Regions from separate parts of the Homo sapiens genome. Here region 1 is linked to region 2. A link is an interaction called in ENCODE POLR2A ChIA-PET data of the cell type or tissue named here. Cell type or tissue: OCI-LY7. All regions are shown on one strand. Each heading gives the region's core, and the rest is flanking DNA. Links, peaks and the distances in the headings are about the cores only. Region 1 holds the start of TMEM89 (transmembrane protein 89). Region 2 overlaps CIMIP7 (ciliary microtubule inner protein 7).

Region 1 (9,936 bases), core at 1-8,000, 560 kb after region 2:
CCCAGCTCCCAGAGAGCTCACCAACCCTTCTCTGATGTTTGCCTCCAGTGTGGTGTGGATGTCGACTTCCTCATCTCCCAGAAGAAGAAACTGCTCAAGAAGCAGGAGCAGCTGAAGCTGAAGCAACTGCAGAAAGAGGAGAAGCTTCGGAAACAGGCAGGGCCCCTTTTGTCTGGTGACCCCCATCTCCTGCCCCCTGTTCCCTGCCCCAGCCTTTCTCCTGGCCCCCGACTCCTCCCTCGTCCTCACTCCTCATCCCTTCCCCTTTCTCCCTCATGCTCCCAGGGACCCTGCTTCACTCCCCTAGCAGGTCCGGGCTCTAGGCAGCATTTTCTCTCCCATCATCTGAACCAGTGACAGTGAGAACCGTCACAGTCCTCTTCCCTTTCACGGCTGTTCCAGGAGCTTCAGCCTGGCTGCTGCAGGTCCCACAGCTTCTGGTCCTGGCCCACCCACCTGCCCAGCACCAGGGGGCATCACCAGGCCTATGTGACATGGCTGTCATGGCAGCCGGGCTAGCTGTTTCCCATTCCCTGTCTTCCCTGGTGTAGGCTGCCTCCCCCAAGGGCGCCTCAGTTTCCATTAATGTCAACACCAGCCTTGAAGACATGAGGAGCAACAACGTTGAGGACTGCAAGATGATGGTGAGACTGGAGGTGGGAAAGGAGGTGACAGCTGTGAGCTGCAGAGATGCAGGATCCACATGTCTCATGAGGAATGCCATGGACCCAGCAGCTGTGGGCTCGAGGGTGTTGCGCCGATGGCAGGAGGAGTGGGGAGGCTGGGTCAGATATTCTTCAGGGAGCGTCGTGATATGCCACAGAATCTAGGCTTAGATTCTCAGGCCTAGATGAAGACCTTGAATTTGTAGATCCCACAAGACTTCCCCCAGAGTCTGCTCATGGGTAGAGGAAAGGGATGGGGTATATGGGAGAAAATCAAGGGGTCAAAGGCAGGCGTGGTGGTACGCGCCTGTAGTCCCAGCTCTTCGGGAGGCTAAGGCGGGAAAATCATTTGAGCCCAGGAGCTCGGGGCTGCAGTGCGCTCTAATGGTGCCTGTGAATAACCACTGCATTCAGCCTGGGCAATGAAGCGAGACCCCGTCTCTAAAAAAAAAATTGAGGGGTCAAAGAGGATGCCAAACTTAATTAGAGACTGAGACAGGGCAGGGTGCCGAGGTGTCTGCATGCGTTTCATGTGGATGCCCGTGTCTATTCTGGCCTGCTCCTGGGCCCCCTCCCCACTCAGCCCTGGCTGATGAGAATGGGACAGGGACTCCCTTCTCGTGTCCCTGTGCAGCGTCGGCCCAGGAGGTAGCAGAGCAGTATATGCACATCTGGGTGTGCCCTCCTGCATGTCCCCACACATCTGTCATTCCTGTCTTTGCACACCTATGTGACTCCCGCATGTTTGTGTCCTTATGTGTCCCATGCATGCTCCCCATCTGACCTTGCGTGTTCTCGCGTGTCTGTGTGCGGCCAGTCCTGCCTTCACTCTCTCATGGGTGGCCCTGGCAGCATGTCTGGCTCCCCAGCAGGTGAGCTCAGGAGATAAGATGGAAGATGCAACAGCCAATGGTCAAGAAGACTCCAAGGCCCCAGATGGGTCCACACTGAAGGCCCTGGGCCTGCCTCAGCCAGACTTCCACAGCCTCATCCTGGACCTGGGTGCCCTCTCCTTTGTGGACACTGTGTGCCTCAAGAGCCTGAAGAATGTAAGGACGGGGGCAGGCCAAGGCCCCTCGAGCTTCCACACTGACCCTGTAATTTGCCCTGAGAGCACTCCCAGCCTCTGACTCCCCAAACCCTCAAAGCTCCCCTTCTAAACTCCCTCCCCAAGCCTGCCCGAGCCCCCCTCTGAGTCCCTGAGCCTCCCTCTGAGGCTGGCCCCCTTTTCCGCTACAGATTTTCCATGACTTCCGGGAGATTGAGGTGGAGGTGTACATGGCGGCCTGCCACAGTGAGTAGGGTGGGAACAGCAGGAGGGACCTGGGAAGAGGGTAGGATACTTTTGGCCAAGGGGTTTTCCAAGTAGCACAAGGAAAAAGTCTTTCTCTGGAACTGGAGGTCAGAGGTGTCCTGGGAGACAGGAGTCCAGGGTTACAAGTGATGTGGATTCAGCTGTAGCCTCAGGGGTGGAGGTCAGGGGTGATGAGGTCAGGGCATTCTGTTGGCTCCCGGGAGTTGAGTTCCTAGAGGTTCTGAGAGTCAGGGGAGGCCTACTTCTTGCCCACAGGCCCTGTGGTCAGCCAGCTTGAGGCTGGGCACTTCTTCGATGCATCCATCACCAAGAAGCATCTCTTTGCCTCTGTCCATGATGCTGTCACCTTTGCCCTCCAACACCCGAGGCCTGTCCCCGACAGCCCTGTTTCGGTGAGCCTACCTCTGGCCTGCCAAGCTCTTTTTTGTTAATCTATTGCTTGTCCCCACCCTGGCCCCAGCTCCAGGGAGTCTTTCCTGGTGGCCATGGCTCTGTCCCCAGTGGGCCCAGTGCTTTCTCCGCTGTCTTTGGATAAAGCTGTTCTAGGGGCGGGGGTTGGTCTGTGTCCTTTGGAAACTGACTAGAGCCTCCCCTCCTCTGCCTGCTCAGGTCACCAGACTCTGAACATGCTACATCCTGCCCAAGACTGCACCTCTGGAGGTGCAGGGCACCCTTGAGAAGCCCCTCACCCCTAGGCCGCCTCCAGGTGCTACCCAGGAGTCCCCTCCATGTACACACACACAACTCAGGGAAGGAGGTCCTGGGACTCCAAGTTCAGCGCTCCAGGTCTGGGACAGGGCCTGCATGCAGTCAGGCTGGCAGTGGCGCGGTACAGGGAGGGAACTGGTGCATATTTTAGCCTCAGGAATAAAGATTTGTCTGCTCAACTCCAGTCTCTGCTGTGGCTTGGTGGGGCCCTGGTGGTGGGTGGTCCACAGCTGTGGCTGCTGACCCTTCCTGTGCCCTGAAGGTGAGACGGGGCAGAAGGTGTAGGAAGGACTCGGGAGGTTAGGGTACAGAGCAGGGGAGCTGTGGAGGCATCCCCTGTTAAGGTCTCTCCCCAGCCATGCATAGCCCTCACTCGCTGTCTCCTCAGATGTGAAACAGTTGGAACCAGAGCTGCTTCTCAGGAATAATTTGCTCTCAGGAATACCCGAGAAGGTACAGGGCAGCGTGGGTGCCAATGGGCAGTCCCTGGAGGATACAGAGTGAACACCTAGGAGCAGCTGTTCCCCCACACTGCTGCTCTATGCTTAAGAATAAGCATGACCGGGCCGGGCACGGTGGTTCACACCTGTAATCCCAGCACTTTGGGAAGCAGAGGCAGGTGGATCACTTGACATCAGGAGTTCAAGAACATCCTGGCCAACATGGTGAAATCCCACCTCTACTAAAAATACAAAAGTTAGTCGGGCGTGGTGATACATGCCTGTAATCCCAGCTACTCGGGAAGCTGAGGCATGAGAATCGCTTGAACTTGGGAGGCAGAGGTTGCAATGAGCCCAGATCATGCCCCGCATGGGTGACAGATCACCTGGGCATGGTAGAACACTGTCAGCCAAGGAGTGTGTGTTGATTTCTGCCATTAAATGCCGACATCTGGGCATGTGACCCAGCAGGCAGTGGGGCGTTGGGTCAGCTGACAGTGATGGCAGGGGAGGGACCGGGTCTTAGGATCTGTCTGGGCCTCAGTGTGCTGTTCATCGGTAGAGCGTGAGTGGCTACAATTCTTGCTTCAGGGGTTGCTCAGTGAATATTAAATGAGTAGATGCCGGGCCTATAATCCCAGCACTTTGGGAGGCCCGAGGCAGGTGAAACCCCATCTCTACTAAAAATACAAAAATGAGCTGGGCATGGTGCTGGACGCCTGTAATCCCAGCTACTGGGAAGGCTGAGGTGGGAGGATCAATTGAACCCAAGAGGCGGAGGTTGCAGTGAGCTGAAATCATGCTGGAGGGAGCTGCACTCCAGCTCGTGTGACAGAGCAAGACCCTGTCTCAAAAATAAATGAGGAAATGCCAGGAAATGCGAAAACAATGCTGGGCTCAGGTCCTCTCCTCCAAACATGCGAGCACTGCTGTTCATCAGGTGCTGAGCAGGTGCCAGGCTCTGTGCAGGGGTCTGGGCACCATCCTGAGCATGGACAGAGGCCACCCTGCCCTTCAAATCGCAGAGGTACCCTTGCCTGGCTCTGTTTTATCATGGTCTGTATTGGTGCCTGGCACCATCACCCCCCACCCCCCAACTCATGGCCTAGAAGTTCAGCCCCAGGAAATAAGAGCTTTTATTTACTCTGTCACACCACGTCCTAGCATCAGAAATGGTGCCTGGCAGCTGCTCAGTAAATATTGTTTGAATGAAGCTTATATGTTGGAGAGGGCAGTTTAGACCTCAAACAGGAAATTGCAGGTAGTTAGAAATGCTTTGAAGAAAATAAAGCAGGGTCACGTGATAGAAGAGGTCATATGTTACCCAAGATGCTCATGGGAGGGGGACTCAGCAGGTGACCCTGGAACTGAAATTCCAGCCATAAGAAAGAAGGTGACTTTCTAGGCCTGGGGAGCTGTGGTGCTGGCAGTGGGGGTATTGAGGCAGGCCTGTGGGAGGCAGGGGCAGCATGAGCTGAGGTGAGAGGGTGGGGGGACCTCACAGTCCAGGGGGAGACTTTGGGCTTTGTTCTGACAGCGGGGGAGCTGCCTGTGGATTTTGATCCCACATCTTTGAGCACTCACCCAACTGCGATGTGGACTGTGGGGCTGCGGTTGGGTGTGGGGGACCTGCGAGTTTGGTCAGCCTAGAGAGGTGATGCCCCTGGTGGAAAGCAAAAGGTTTTAGGGGCCGTGTGGATTTTTTTTTTTTTTCTTTTTAAATCGGCTCTTGCTCTGTTCCCCGGGCTGGAGTGCAGTGCTGTGATCACCACTCACTACAGCATTGACCTCCTGGGCTCAAGCGATCTTCCTGCCTCAGCCTCCTAAGTAGCTGGGACTACAGGTACATGCCACCACACCCAGCTAGTTCCCCCACCTCCCCCCACCCAAGACGGAGTCTCGCTCTGTCGCCCAGGCTGGAGTGCAATGGTACGATCTTGGCTCACTGCAACCTCCACCTCCTGGGTCCAAGTGATTCTCCCACCTCAGCCTCCTGAATAGCTGGGATTACAGGCACCCACCATCATGTCCAGCTAATTTTTGTATTTTTGTAGAGACGAAGTTTCACCATATTGGCCAGGCTGGTTTTGAACTCCTGACCTCAAGTGATCCTCCTGCCTTGGCCTCCCAAAGTGTTGGGATTACAGGGGTGAGCCACCGCACCCAGCCCCAGCTAGTTTTTGTTTGTTTGTATTTTGAGATGGAGTCTCGCTCTGTCGCCCAGGCCAGAGTGCAGTGACATGATCTCAACTCACTGCAAACTCTGCCTCCCGGGTTTAAGTGATTCTCCTGCCTCAGCTTCCCAAGTAGCTGGGACTACAGGGGTGTGCCAGCACGCCCAGCTAATTTTTTTTTTTTTTTGTATTTTTAGTAGAGACGGGGTTTCACCATGTTAGCCAGGATGGTCTCAATTTCCTGATGTCGTGATCCACCCACCTCAGCTTCCTGAAGTGCTGGGATTACAAGTGTGAGCCACCACAGCCGGCCTTTTTCTTTTTTTTGAGATGGAGTTTTGCTGTTGTTGCCCAGGCTGGAATGCAATGGCGCGATCTCGGCTCACCACAACCTCCACCTTCCAGGTTCAAGTGATTCCCCTGCCTCGGCCTGCTGAGTAGCTGGGATTACAGGCATGAACCACCACGCCTGGCTATTTTAGTAGAGGCAGGTCTCCATGTTGGTCAGGCTGGTCTCGAGCCCCCGACCTCGGGTGATCCATCTGCCTTGGCCTCCCAAAGTGCTGGGATTACAGGCCTGAGCCATGGTGCCCAGCCTAGTTAAAAAAAAAAAAAAAGTTTGTAAGGTCGGGTGCGGTGGCTCACGCCTGTAATCCCAGCACTTTGGGAGGCCGAGGCAGGTGGATCACGAGGTCAGAAGATTGAGACCATCCTGGCTAACACGGTGAAACCCCGTCTCTACTAAAAATACAAAAAATTAGCCGGGCGAGGTGGCGGGCGCCTGTAGTCCCAGCTACTCAGGAGGCTGAGGCAGGAGAATGGCGTGAACCCGGGAGGCAGAGCTTGCGGTGAGCGGAGATCGTGCCACTGCACTCCAGCCTGGGCGACAGAGCAAGACTCTGTCTCAAAAAAAAAAAAAGAATTTCTGTTAGTTACTGGTTTCTTTAACTGTTTGGGACTTAGTTTCTTTTTTTATCTTTTTTGAGAAAAAATCTCACTCTGTTGCCCAGGCTGGAGTGCAGTGGTGCAATCACAGCTCATTGCAGTCTTGACCTCCCAGGCTTAGGTGATCCTCCCACTTCAGCCTCCTGGGTAGCTGGGACAACAGGCATGTGCCACTATACCCAGCTAATTATTTGTATTTTTTATGGAGATGGGGTTTTGCCGTGATGCCCAGGCTGGTCTCAAACTTCTGGGCTCAAGCCATCCACCTGCCTCAACCTCCCAAAGTGCTGGGATTCCAGGTGTGTGCCACTACACCCAGCCTAGGGCCCAGCTTCAAAAGGAGGTGCTCCCTCAGTTTGGGGCCAGCTAGGCCCGCTGGGACAGCAGGACCCAGAACCCAGGTCTGCCGTTGTCCTCAAGCCCTGGACTCCAGCCCCCTGACCACAGCCAGTTTCTGGCCAGGCTGCTCATGAAAGGCCATGGGCCTGGCTGGAACCTGCTGCCTTAGAGCCAGGCCTCTTCCCGGGGGAGGGGCGTTTGCCCGTTGCCAGGTGCCCGGGTTCCGGCCCTGGCACTAGCGACGGCCATGCTGCATGTGCTGGCCTCGCTGCCTTTGCTGCTCCTGCTGGTGACGTCTGCCTCCACCCACGCCTGGTCGAGACCCCTCTGGTACCAGGTGGGGCTGGACTTGCAGCCCTGGGGGTGTCAGCCAAAGAGTGTGGAGGGCTGTAGGGGTGGCCTGAGCTGTCCTGGCTACTGGCTGGGCCCTGGAGCAAGCCGCATCTACCCCGTGGCTGCGGTCATGATCACCACCACGATGCTGATGATCTGCCGCAAGATACTGCAGGGGCGGCGGCGCTCACAGGCCACCAAGGGTGAGGTGAGCACAGCTCTTCTTTCTCCCCCACAGCCCCTGCCTCAATATACGTACGCTCAGTGAGCCCGTCTTCCACCCAACCCTGCCCCATGGGTCCACACTGGCCTGTGGACCTCCCACACCCCCACCCCCAGCTCACAGCCCATTGTCCCTGTGTCCACACACCTTCGTGGAACCCATGTCCACCACCCACAGCCAGCACCCTGCCCCCAACTCTCCCCTTTAGTACCCCTGCTCTCATCCAGCCCCTGTGGGCCCCATGACCACTGTAGCCCACAACAGACCCTCGGTGATCCTCTATCACCCTGAGTCTCCCTCCCATCCCATCTGGGCACTGCCCCACACCCTACTCCCTGCTCCCCAGCTCCATCACTGCCCCTTGTCACATCTCCCTCTCTGCCCACCATTCTCACTCCTGCCTCTTGGTCCTGGTCTCAGCATCCGCAGGTGACCACTGAGCCCTGCGGACCCTGGAAACGGCGGGCCCCAATCTCAGACCACACCCTGCTCCGTGGGGTCCTGCACATGCTGGATGCCCTCCTGGTCCACATCGAAGGCCACCTACGTCATCTAGCCACCCAGCGGCAAATCCAAATAAAGGGGACTTCCACCCAGAGTGGGTGACCGAACATGTGCCTCTCTTTGCCTGACAGCCTGAGGTCCTGGGCCAGGTCTGCTCTTTCCAGGCCTGTCTGGACCGTGTGTCCCTTTTCAGCTTTTAGAGTCAGCTGACTTGGTGTCCAGGACGGGCGGGCAGGTGGGGCATAGGCTGGCTCACACTGCTCCATTGCCCCCACCAACTGACCTTTCCTCCCTAAGGATCCCTCCTGGAGACACAACTGCTCCTCTGGGCTGGGCGTGGTGGCTCACACCCGTAATCCCAGCGCTTTGAGAGGCCGAGGTGGGAGGATCATTTGAGCTCAAGAGTTCGAGACCAGCCTGGGCAACATGGCAACCCCATCCCTACGAAAAATACAAACAAACAAACAAAAATTAGCTGAGCACACACATAGTGGTGTGTGCCTGTAGTACCAACTACTCAGGAAGCTGAGGTGGGAGGATGGCTTGAGCCTGGCAGGCAGTGGTTGCAGTGAGCCAAGATTGTGCCACTGTACTCCAGCCTGGGTGACAGAGCAAGAACTTGTCTCAAAACAAACAAAAACTGCTCCTCTGGCCTGACCAGTACCTGGGGACTCCCTGTGTGATGGGAGAGGACTTACCAACGGGACAGGCTTGGGTGGCTCAGGAAGGGTTGCCCAGAGGAGCCAACAACCTGGCTGAGCCCTGAGGGGAAATGGGTGTGAGGAAGGGAAATCCAGGTGGCGGTCTGGTTCTGAGCAAAAGCCACGTGCTGTGTTTGGTACTCTCTGCACATGGGCAAGGTGGGCAGTGCACATGATAAAGGGCCTCAAGTGCTGAGTGAGGGTACTGGGCCTCTCCAGTGCACAGGGTGAGCTGAGGAGGGACCTGGTCAGCTGAGAAGAGGGGTGGGGGCAGTGGTGAAGCTGGAACCAGATGCTGAGGATCTCTGATGGGGGACTGAGAGCCCCAAGCCCCCATCACTGTGGAGTCGCACACCCTTTGGCTTCACCCATCCTTGTCACCACCTCAGGGAGGTGACTTTAGTCCTGCCATCAAACAGCAGCTGGCTCTGGCTTCCTTCTTCCCAGGCCCTGCAAGGCCCTCCCTTGAGAGGCCACTGCTCTGTCTCCAATAACAGCCCCTCCCCAGATTCTTGGCTCCAGCAGCCCCAACCTGGGGTCAGGCAGGCCGCCCTAGCTGCCTTTGTTTCTATGGCAGTCTCAAACATGCTCTAGTGCCTCAGCCGCCCTTGCTCTAAGGACCCTGGAAAAGAAGGGACCCTCACTTTAATCCCTTTCTCTTTCTTTTTCCCCTTTTTAAAAATTGTTTCTTTTTGTTTTTTTGACGAACTCAAGCAATCCTCCTGCCTTGGCCTCCCAAGTAGCTGAGACTATAGGCATACATCACCATACCCAGCTAATTAAAAAATATATATATATTTGTAGAGATGGAGTCTATCTTGCCCAGGCTGGCTTCAACTGATCCTCTTGCCTCTGCCTCTCAAAGTGCTGGGATGACAGGTATGAGCCACAGTGCCTGTCCCAGGTTCCTGCTTTAGAAAAAGGCAACAACGTTATGAATTCAAAAATGGAAGTGAATTAAAATAATGAGAAAAGAAATGATGATACTTTTTTTTGAAAACTTTTTTTTTAAATTGACAAATACTACAATACTAAATCCAGAAAAATAACATAACTTGTGGCAACTTCCTGACATATTTCTAATACCTTGGTCCCCTACATGGTCTGGCTTCTTACTCTGAAGGCCTCTACAGAGGACAAGGATTTTGTGATTTTTGGGGGAGATATTTTCCATACAGAGAAAAGATACTTCAGTCTTCCTCCTAACATGGTTGAAATTTGTGTTTTAATTATTGGTAGTTTAGGAAAGTTAAACTTCCTAATCTGTTGTTGACGGTGCCATACAAATGTTCTGGATTGTTGTAAAATTTGAGAAACTGTCATCAGCCTTCTTTCATATAGGAACTATGAAATTTGGAAGAATTTTCCACAGACGAGGTTCTGGCTCCACGCATTTCAAACCTTGTTTTCCTTCCATGGCTCACAGTTTTCCCAGCACTGGGTGCCGTGGGGCATGTCCTTAAGGCAATAGGACTTTGCACTTCTGTCCTTACCCAGCAGGATTTTCCTACGAGCCACATTCCTAGTTTATTCTAGAACAAGACCAATAAACTAACTTTACACAAGGGTGGAGCAAACCACATAAATAT
Region 2 (9,711 bases), core at 1,712-9,711:
CCCCTTCTAGATGGACAAAGGGTAAGGGCCTAGCCGGGGTGGGTAGCTACAGGCAAAGAGCCTCTAGAACCCAGGAAGTAAGCCTTGAGTTTTGCTGACAACTACCTTCACATTCAGATTCCTTAATGCTAAGAAAGCCCATGGTCCATTCCACAGCCAGCTTCACAGTCCAGGTCCTTAGAAATTAGTAGGAGGCCTCCTCTGGTCAGGGAAGTAGTACAGGAGGCAGCTGGTTACTGGCCTACACATTTGGCCAGGGAATACTGGAAAGGAGTGATGGCTGAGATAGCCTGGAGTGGCTATAGCAGGCTTCTGGAGAATGGGAAAGGGATACAGGGCCCTAGGCCCTTTACTACTTACAAGCCTGGAGACAAGGAAGGGGCACTGTGTATCATAAATCAGGGTCACAGCTGGGCGAGGTGGCTCACGCCTGTAATCCTAGCACTTTGGGAGGCCAGGGCAGGTGGATCACTTGAGGTCAGGAGCTCGAAACCAGTCTGGCCAACATGGTGAAACCCCATCTCTACTAAAAATACAAAAAAAAAAAATAGGCAAGGTGCGGTGGCTCATGCCTGTAATCCCAGAACTTTGGGAGGCCGAGGTGGGAGGATCACCTGAGGTCGGTAGTTCAAGACCAGCCTGACCAACATGGAGAAACCCCATCTCTACTAAAAATACAAAATTAGCTGGGCTTGGTGGCGCATGCCTCTAATCCCAGCTATTCGGGAGGCTAAGGCAGGAGAATGGCTTGAACCCAGGAGGTGGAAGTTGCAGTGAGCCAAGATCAGATAGCGCCATTGCATTCCAGCCTGGGCAACAAGAGCAAAACTCCGTCTCAAAAAAAAAAAAAAAAATAACCGGGCATGGTGATGCACACCTGTAATCCCAGCTACTCAGGAGGCTGAGGTAGGCAGAATCGCTTGAACCTGGGAGGCAGAAGTTGCAGTGAGCCAAGATGGCACCACCACACTCCAGCCTGGGTGACAGAGTGAGACTCGGTCTCAAAAAATGAAATAACATAAAAAATAAATAAATAAATCGGAGTCACAACAGTAACAAGCATACTCAAAACAGCAGAACTCGGAAGGGTATGTTTACAAAAGATTGCTTGTGACAGCCTCAGATAAAGGCATTCCCACAGGCTGGTAACAACCAAGTGGTTAGTACTACTGAGCCCAAAGGGGGACAAGGGGGAGGCATGGCTTCTGGAATCGAGAAGGAGATAAAGGTATGAAAAGGGTCACCCTGACAGGATCAGTGATCCTAGGTACAGAGACATAGCCAGGTGGGATGTGGCCTAGGAGGGAGCCAAGAGAAGAAACACCTCCTCTCTCTTTTCCTCCATGTCCTCCCAGGGTTCCCTGGTGGCCAGAACAAAGGGAGCCTAGTGTGGGGTGCAGTCAGGTCAGCCTCCGGAGCAACAACTGGGTAGAAGAAAGGCCCAGAGGGACCTGAAGGGGTGCCTAAAACAGGTACCACCCACTGCACCTTCTTGCTTCCCAGCCTTTTGCCAGGTCCTACTTGATCTGCCATCTGGATTTTCTATGAATTGCTTTCCCAGGCTGAGACCAGGGTCCTGAAGGCTGCTATTTTATGGAAACTGAACTTCCTTAGCATATACACTTGCAAGGGCTGCCTGCTACAGCCTACCAAGCCAGGCCCAGATGCAGCTCCATACTGCCCATCCAGGGCCACCTCCCTTTTGAGAGTGAAGGGATCTGGGAAGTACAGAAAGAGAAGCAACACAGAGACTTCCTGCTGTATGTTTGTCATTGCCCTCAGTGGCAGCTCTCCTCCCAGAGACTGGAACATCCTATCAATCTGTTAAACTCATTCCTCAGAAACAGACATGTAAGGGGCATGTTTTGGCTGCTGATCAATGTAAGGACTTGCTACATAAAAAATTTACTAGCATTATCAGCAGCCCCAAGTAGCATAATCTGTGTCTTGGATTCAGGTTATATAAATGTCAAATCTCACAGTTCTTTCTAGGTCTAAAGCTGTTTTAATTAATAGGACTGCTCAGAGAAGTTGCACATTTTCTTTTTGCACTGGCTGAGAGGTACCAGGTTTCAGCTGGCAGATTCTAGCTATTGTTTAAAGCCTTTCCAAGATGTAGCATCCACTCTCCTTTGGTTTGTAAAATTTTTGTCCATGACATACAGATGCAAGAAAATTATGGGTTTTTTTTTCATTTTTTTTCTAAAGCAGATTAATCTATTTCCAGCCGTCAACTGCCTGATTCTTGGGAAATATAATTCTGGTTCTCTTAGTTCCTCAGGTTGGACAGGAATCCTGTCTGGTTGGGTGCATGTTCTTCACCTGTGGTGCCATGATTGCTGGGCCCTTGCTGCCATCCCATCCCTCAGTTTGCCAAGGAGCTTCCTCTCTTAGTGCAGACTGCCCAGCCTCCACAGGGGCCCTTAGCCCTCCCACATGCAAATACTGCCCCTTCCAAAGAAGCCCACTTCTCTTCCAAGTCCTCTTAAGATGGAATCCCAGTCCTAGCTCTACCTGCTCAGAAACCATGGATTTTACCACCTCGTTGGAAAAGGAGCCTTGAATGATTAAGAAACAAAGATGCTAGTGATCATTCTTTGCAGGGCAAGAATACCCAGAATTGCCTGGGTAGAGAGGAAATGACTGTGCTTCTCACCAAGCTCCCACAGTTTTGAGAGAACAAAACTCATTGGGCGTCAATAAATTATCCTGCCACTATAGGAATAGTGAATTTCCAGTCAGAGGTGCCTCCGACAGGAAAGACATGTACATTCTAGGGCTAAGTGTAATTCAGTAGCTGAGGATAGACAATGGGAGAAATTTGGGGGTCAATTGAAACTTGCCCCAGACTCCTAGATTTTATTTTAATTGAAACTTTCATTGAAATAATTATCAATTCATAAGCAGTTGTAAAAAATAATAGAGATTTCTTTTACACTTTGCCTGGTTACCTTCAATGGTAACATCTTGCAAAGCTATAGTATAATATCACAACAAGGACATTGACATTGATTTAATCACTAAAGTTCATTCAAATTTCCTTAGTTTTACTTCTGCGTGCGTGCGTGCGTGCGTGTGTGTGTATTAAGAGCTATGGGCGGGGCGTGGTGGCTATAGGCTGGGTGCGGTGGCTCACGCCTGTTATCCCAGCACTTTGGGAGGCCAAGGCAGGCGGATCACGAGGTCAGGAGATCAAGACCATCCTGGCTAACATGGTGAAACCCCATCTCTACGAAAAATACAAAAAATTAGACAAGCATGGTGGCGGGCGCCTGTAGTCCCAGCTACTTGGGAGGCTGAGGCAGGAGAATGGTGTGAACCCGGGAGGCGGAGGTTGCAGTGAGCCGCGATCGCACCACTGCACTCCAGCCTGGGCGACAGACTGAGACTCCATCTCCAAAAAAAAAAAAAAAATTAGCCAGGTGTGGTGGCAGGCGCCTGTAGTCCCAGCTACTCAGGAGGCTGAGGCAGGAGAATGGCGTGAACACGGGAGGTGGAGCTTGCAGTGAGCTGAGATCGCAACACTGCACTCCAGGCTACACCTGTAATCCCAGCACTTTGGGAGGCCAAGGCGGGTGTATCACCTGAGGTCGGGAGTTCAAGACCAGCCTGACCAACATGGAGAAACCCTGTCTCTACTAAAAATACAAAATTAGCCAGGGTGGTGGTGCATGCCTGTAATCCCAGCTACTTGGGAGGCTGAGGCAGGAGAATTGCTCGAACCCGGGAGGCGGAGGTTGTGGTGAGCCGAGATTGCGCCATTGCACTTCAGCCTGGGCAACAACAGCAAAACTCTGTGTCAAAAAAAAAAAAAAAAAAGAGCTATAAAATTATAGCCGGGCGCGGTGACTCACGCCCATAATCCCTGCACTTTGGGAGGCTCAGGCGGGTGGATCATGAGGTCAGGAGTTTGAGACTGGCCAACATAGTGAAACCCCATCTTTACTAAAAATACAAAAAATTGGCAGGGAGTGGTGGCTGGCACCTGTAATCCAAACTACTTGGGAGGCTGAGGCAGGAGAATAGCTTGAACCCAGGAGGCAGAGGTTGCAGTGAGCTGAGATCGAGCCACTGTACTCCAGCCCAGGCAACAGTGCGAGACTCCGTCTCGGGGAAAAAAAAAAAAAAAGCTTTAAAATTTTATCACCTGTGTAGTTTTGTGTATCTAACACCACAGTTGACTGTGATGGTAGACCAACATCACAAGGGATCCCTGGTGCTGCTCTGGTTTTTTTGTTGTTTTTTTGTTTTGTTTTTGGAGTTCCGCTCTTGTTGCCCAGGCTGGAGTGCAATGGTGTGATCTTGGCTCACTGAAACCTCTGCCTCCCGGGTTCAAGCAAATCTCCCACCTCAGCCTCCTGAGTAGCTGGGATTACAGGTACCCACCACCGTGTCCAGCTAATTTTTTTTATTTTTAGTAGAGACAGGGTTTCACCATATTTCCCTGGTTGGTCTCAACCTCCTGATCTCGGGTGATCCACCTGCCTTGGCTTCCCAAAGTGTCAGGATTACAGGTGTGAGCCACCCTGCTTGGTCTATGTAATTTTTTTTTTTCTTTAAGACAGAGTCTTGCTCTGTCACCTAGGCTGGAGTGCAGTGTCGTGATCTCGGCTCACCACAACCTCTGCCTCCCGGGTTCAAGTGACTCTCCTGCCTCAGCCTCCTGAGTAGCTGGGATTACAGGCATGCACCACCACACCCGGCTAATTTTGTATTTTTAGAAGAGATGGGGTTTCTCCATGTTGGTCAGGCTGGTCTTGAACTCCCGACCTCAGGTGATCCACCCACCTCGGCCCCCCAAAGTTACAGGCCTGAGCCACTGCGCCTGGCCCCCATTTCTAAATCAATCAATCTTCCATTTCTAAAATTTTGTCACTTAAAAATGTTATAGGTCGGGCGCAGTGGCTCACGCCTGTAATCCCAGCACTTGGGAGGCCGAGGTGGGTGGATTGCTTAAGGCCAGGAGTTTAAGACCAGCCTGGCCAACATAGTGAAACCCCATCTCTACTAAAAATACAAAAAATTTGCTGAGGTTGGTGGCTCACGCCTGTAATCATAGCTACTCGGGAGGCTGAGGCAGGAGAAGTGCTTGAATCTGGGAGGCAGAGGTTGTGGTGTGCTGAGATCACGCCACTGCACTCCGGCCTAGGTAAGAGAGCAAGACTCCATCTCAAAAAAAAAAAAAAAAAAAATTACATAGGCCAGGTGCGGTGGGTCATGCCTGTAATCCCAACACTTTGGGAAGCCAAGGCAGTGGACTGCTCAAGGTCAGGAGTTCAAGACCAACCAGGGCAATATGGTGAAACCCTATCTCTGGTAAAAATACAAAAATTAGCCAGTGTGGTGGCACATGCCTGTAATCCCAGCTACTTGGGAGGCGGAGGCATAAGAACCTCTTGAACCTGGGAGGTGGAGGTTGCAGCAAGCCAAAATCACACCACTGCACTCTAGCCTGTGCTACACGTGAGACTCTGTCTCAAAAAAATAAATTAAATTAAATAAAATTGAAATGTTATATAAAGCTGGGCACAGTGGCTCATGCCTCTAATCCCAGCACTTTGGGAGGCCAAGGCAAGAGGATTGCTTGAGCCCAAGAGTTCAAGATCAGCCTGTGCAACATAATGAGACCTCATCTCTTAAAAAAAGTTAAACAATTAGCCAGGCATGATGGCATGCACCTGTGGTACCAGCTACTCCAGAGGCTGAGGTAGGAGGATTGCTTAAGCCCAGGAGGTCAAGGCTGAAGTGAGCCATGATTGTGTCACCGCACTCCAGCCTGGCAACAGAGTGAGACCTTGTCTCAAAAACAGTTATATAAATAGAATAATACAATATGCACCCTTTGGAGACTGGCTATTTTTGCAGCATAATTTCCTAGAGATTCATCCAAATTATTGTGTGTATCAATAGTTCATTTATTTTCATTTACTGAGTAGTATTTCCTTGGTACCAATGTACCAGTTTGTTTAATCATTCATCTGTTAAAGGATATCTGACCTGATTCCAGTTTTTGGCTCATACAAATAAAGCTGTTAAGAATATTTGTATATAAACTTTTGGTTGAACATATGTTTTTGTCTCTCTGGGATAAATGCCCAGGAATACAATTGCTGGGTCATGTGGTAGTTGCATGTTTAGTGTTTTTGTTGTTTTGTTTTGTTTTCGAGACAGAGTCTCACTCTGTCGGCCAGGCTGGAGTGCAGTGGCACGATCTCAGCTCACTGCAACCTCCGCCTCCCGGGCTCAAGCAATCTCATTACAGGTGTGTGCCACCATGCCCAGCTAATTTTTGTATTTTTAGTAGAGACAGGGTTTCACCATATTGGCCAGGCTGGTCTTGAACTCCTGACCTCAGGTTATCCACCCACCTCAGCCTACCAAAGTGCTGGGATTACAGGATGAGCCACCGCGCCCGGCTGCATGTTTAGTTTTTAAAAGAAACTGCCAAACTGTTTTTGAGAGTGGCTTTACCACTTTATATTCCTACCAGCAATGCATGAATGATCTGGTTTCTCTGCATTCTCACCAATACCTGATGTTGTCTCCATTTTCAATTGGAGCCATTCTGATAGATGTGTAGTGATATCTTATTGTGGTTTTAATTTGCATTTCCCTGATGTTTAATGATGAATATCTTTTTGAGAGGTGACAGCGTGCTGGCAGCCCTCACAGCCCTTGCTTGCTCTCGGCACCTCCTCTGCCTGGACTCCCACTTTGGGGCACTTGAGGAGCCCTTCAGCCCGCCGCTGCGCTGTGGGAGCCCCTTCCTGGGCTTGCCGAGGCCCGAGACGGCTCCCTCAGCTCGCGGGGAGGTATGGAGGGAGAGGCCAGAGGGGGAACTGGGGCTGCGCGCTGTACTTGCCGGCCAGCGTGAGTTCCGGGTGGGCATGGGCTCAGCGGGCTGCACTCGGAGTGGCTGGCCCCCCCGCCCCGGGCAGTGAGGGGCTTAGCACCTGGGCCAGCAGCTGCTGTGCTGAATTTCTCGCCAGGCCTTAGCTGCCTTCCCGCGGGGCAGGGCTCGGGACCTGCAGCCTGCCATGCCTGAACCTCCCCCTTCACTCCCTGGGCTCCTGTGCAGCCCGAGCCTCCCCAACAAGCGCCGCCCCCTGCTCCATGGCATCCAGTCCCATTGACCACCCAAGGGCTGAGAAGTGTGGGCACACGGCGCGGGACTGGCAGGCAGCTCCACCTGCAGCCCCAGTGCGGGATCCACTGGGTGAAGCCAGCTGGGCTCCTGAGTCTGGTGGGGACTTGGAGAACCTTTATGTCTAGCTAAGGGATTGTAAATACACCAATGGGCACTCTGTATCTAGCTCAAGGTTTGTAAACACACCAATCAGCACCCTGTGTCTAGCTCAGGGTTTGTGAATGCACCAATTGACATTCTGTATCTAGCTACTCTGGTGGGGGACTTGGAGAACCTTTGTGTCCACACTCTGTATCTAGCTAATCTGGTGGGGAAGTGGAGAACCTTTGTGTCTAGCTCAGGGATTGTAAACGCACCAATCAGTGCCCTGTCAAAACAGACTACTGGGCTCTACCAATCAGCAGGATGTGGGTGGGGCCAGATAAGAGCATAAAAGCAGGCTGCCCCAGCCAGCAGTGGCAACCCGCTTTGGTCCCCTTCCACGCTGTGGAGGCTTTGTTCTTTCACTCCTTGCAATAAATCTTGCTGCTGCTCACTCTTTGGGTCCACGCTGCCTTTATGAGTTGTAACACTCACCACGAAGGTCTGCAGCTTCACTCCTGAAGCCAGTGAGACCACGAACCCACCCGGAGGAACGAACAACTCCAGACGCGCCGCCTGAAGAGCTGTAACACTCACCGCGGAGGTCTGCAGCTTCACTCCTGAGCCAGCGAGACCACGAACCCACCAGAAGGAAGAAACTGGGAACACATCCGAACGTCAGAAGGAACAAACTCCGGACATGCCGCCTTTAAGAACTGTTAACACTCACCGCGAGGGTCCGCGGCTTCAGTCTTGATGTCAGTGAGACGAAGAACCCACCCATTCCGGACACATTTTCATGTGTTATTTGTCGTCTGTAAATCTTCTTTGGTTAGATGTCTTCATGTTTGTCCATTTTCTAATTAGACTGTGATTTTACTGTTGAGTTGAGAGACTTCCTTATATATTCTAGTCCTCTGTTGGATATATGGTTTATAAATATTTTCTCCCAGTCTGTAGCTTGGTTCGCAGTGGCACGATCATGGCTCATTGCACCCTTGACCTCTTAAGCTCATGTGATCCTTCCACTTCAGCTTTCCTAGTTGCTGGGACCACAGGTATGCACCACCACGCCTGGCTAATTTGTTATTTTTTGTAGAGACAGTGTCTGGGAGCCTTTCCACACTGCCCAGGCCGGTCTTGAACTCCTGGGCTCAAGCAATCTTTCCTCCTTGGCCTCTCAAAGTCCTGGGATTACGGGTGTAAGCCACTGCACGGCCTCAGCTTGCTTTTTTTTTTTTTTTTTTCTTGGAGATAGAGTCTCTCTGTTGCCAAGGCTGGAGTGCAGTGGTGAGATCTCGGCTCACTGCAACCTCCACCACCCAAGTTCAAGCAATTCTCCTGCCTCAGCCTTTCGAGTAGCTGGGATTACAGGCGCCCACCACCACACCTAGCTAATTTTTGTATTTTCAGTAGAGACAAGGTTTCACCATGTTGGCCAGGCTGGTCTCGAATTCCTGGCTTCAAGTGATCTATCCGCCTCTGCCTCCCAAACTGCTGGGATTATAGGCATGAGCCACTGTGCCCAGCCTCAGCTTGCATTTTGAGGAATGAAAGCTTCCCACCTTCTTGGAGTTTTCATTCTGCTTGAAGACTACCATCAGACTGTCTAAGGCAGGCGGTTCTAAAAAGGGAACTCTTTTTTTTTTTTTTTTTTTTTTGAGACGGAGTCTCACTCTGTCGCCCAGGCTGGAGTGCAGTGGTGTGATCTCAGCTAACTACAAGCTCCACCTCCCGGGTTCACGCCATTCTCCTGCCTCAACCTCCCGAGTAGCTGGGACTACAGGCGCCCGCCATCACACCCAGCACATTTTTTGTATTTTTAGTAGAGACGGGGTTTCACCATGATAGCCAGGATGGTCTCGATCTCCTGACCTCGTGATCCGCCCGCCTCGGCCTCCCAAAGTGCTGGGATTACAGGCGTGAGCCACCGCACCTGGCCTAAAAAGGGAACTCTTAAACACACATACAATAAGCTCTACTCTGAAGATTCTGGTTCAGGGATGGAGCCAGCCCCTGTATTTTATCTGGGGACCTGCTGTCAGCCATTACCTATACTCCCAAGCCAGCCAAGCCTGACCTCACCAGATCTGGCCACTTCAGGTCTACAGCAGGAGAAACTGAGTGACTGGAGAGGGAATGGCTCTGCAGGCAGAAGCCAAGCACAAAGGCAAGAAGGTGTTCTTGGGACAGATTCCTGCTGAAGTCTGGAGGCCTAAGAGATGGGCTTTCTCTGCATGGGAGTGGAGCAAGGCTCTCTAGCTCCAACTGAGCCAAAGTAAATGCCCTGGGGCCAGGACCTTCTGTCCCTGTTCATTAATTTTTTTTTTTCTGTTGCCCAGGCTGGAGTGCAGTGGCTCAATCTTAGCTCACTGCAACCTCTGCCTCCCAGGTTTAAGCAATTCTCCTGCTTCAGCCTCCTGAGTAGCTGGGATTACAGCCAAACACCATCACACCCAGCTAATTTTTTTGTGTGTTTTAGT

Evidence for each region. ChIA-PET counts read pairs that join two places held together with the same protein. Peaks named below come from ENCODE experiments on the same cell type or tissue, not always from the same donor. Only the 100,000 strongest peaks of a DNase experiment are listed, where the experiment ranks them.
Region 1: POLR2A ChIA-PET joins it to region 2 with 6 read pairs; 2 of 35 experiments call an interaction of 5 or more read pairs at or near these places.

Annotation. Positions count from the first base shown.
Region 1 is chr3:48,618,654-48,628,589 of GRCh38, reverse strand. It overlaps TMEM89 (transmembrane protein 89), which reads left to right and starts at 6,821. Exons shown (of 2, transcript NM_001008269.3): 1 at 6,821-7,127; 2 at 7,563-7,831. The coding sequence starts at 6,834. The coding sequence ends at 7,748. SLC26A6 (solute carrier family 26 member 6) reads left to right here. Exons shown (of 21, transcript NM_022911.3): 16 at 49-156; 17 at 552-644; 18 at 1,535-1,714; 19 at 1,905-1,959; 20 at 2,236-2,372; 21 at 2,590-2,867. The coding sequence ends at 2,604. In OCI-LY7, for the core only: no CTCF peak of the experiment used is centred there; a DNase peak (open chromatin) is centred at 4,419.
Region 2 is chr3:49,180,108-49,189,818 of GRCh38, reverse strand. All of the region lies in intron 2 of CIMIP7 (ciliary microtubule inner protein 7), which reads left to right. Among named protein-coding and RNA genes, the nearest start is that of CIMIP7, 6.9 kb to the left of the region's middle. In OCI-LY7, for the core only: no CTCF peak of the experiment used is centred there; no DNase peak of the experiment used is centred there.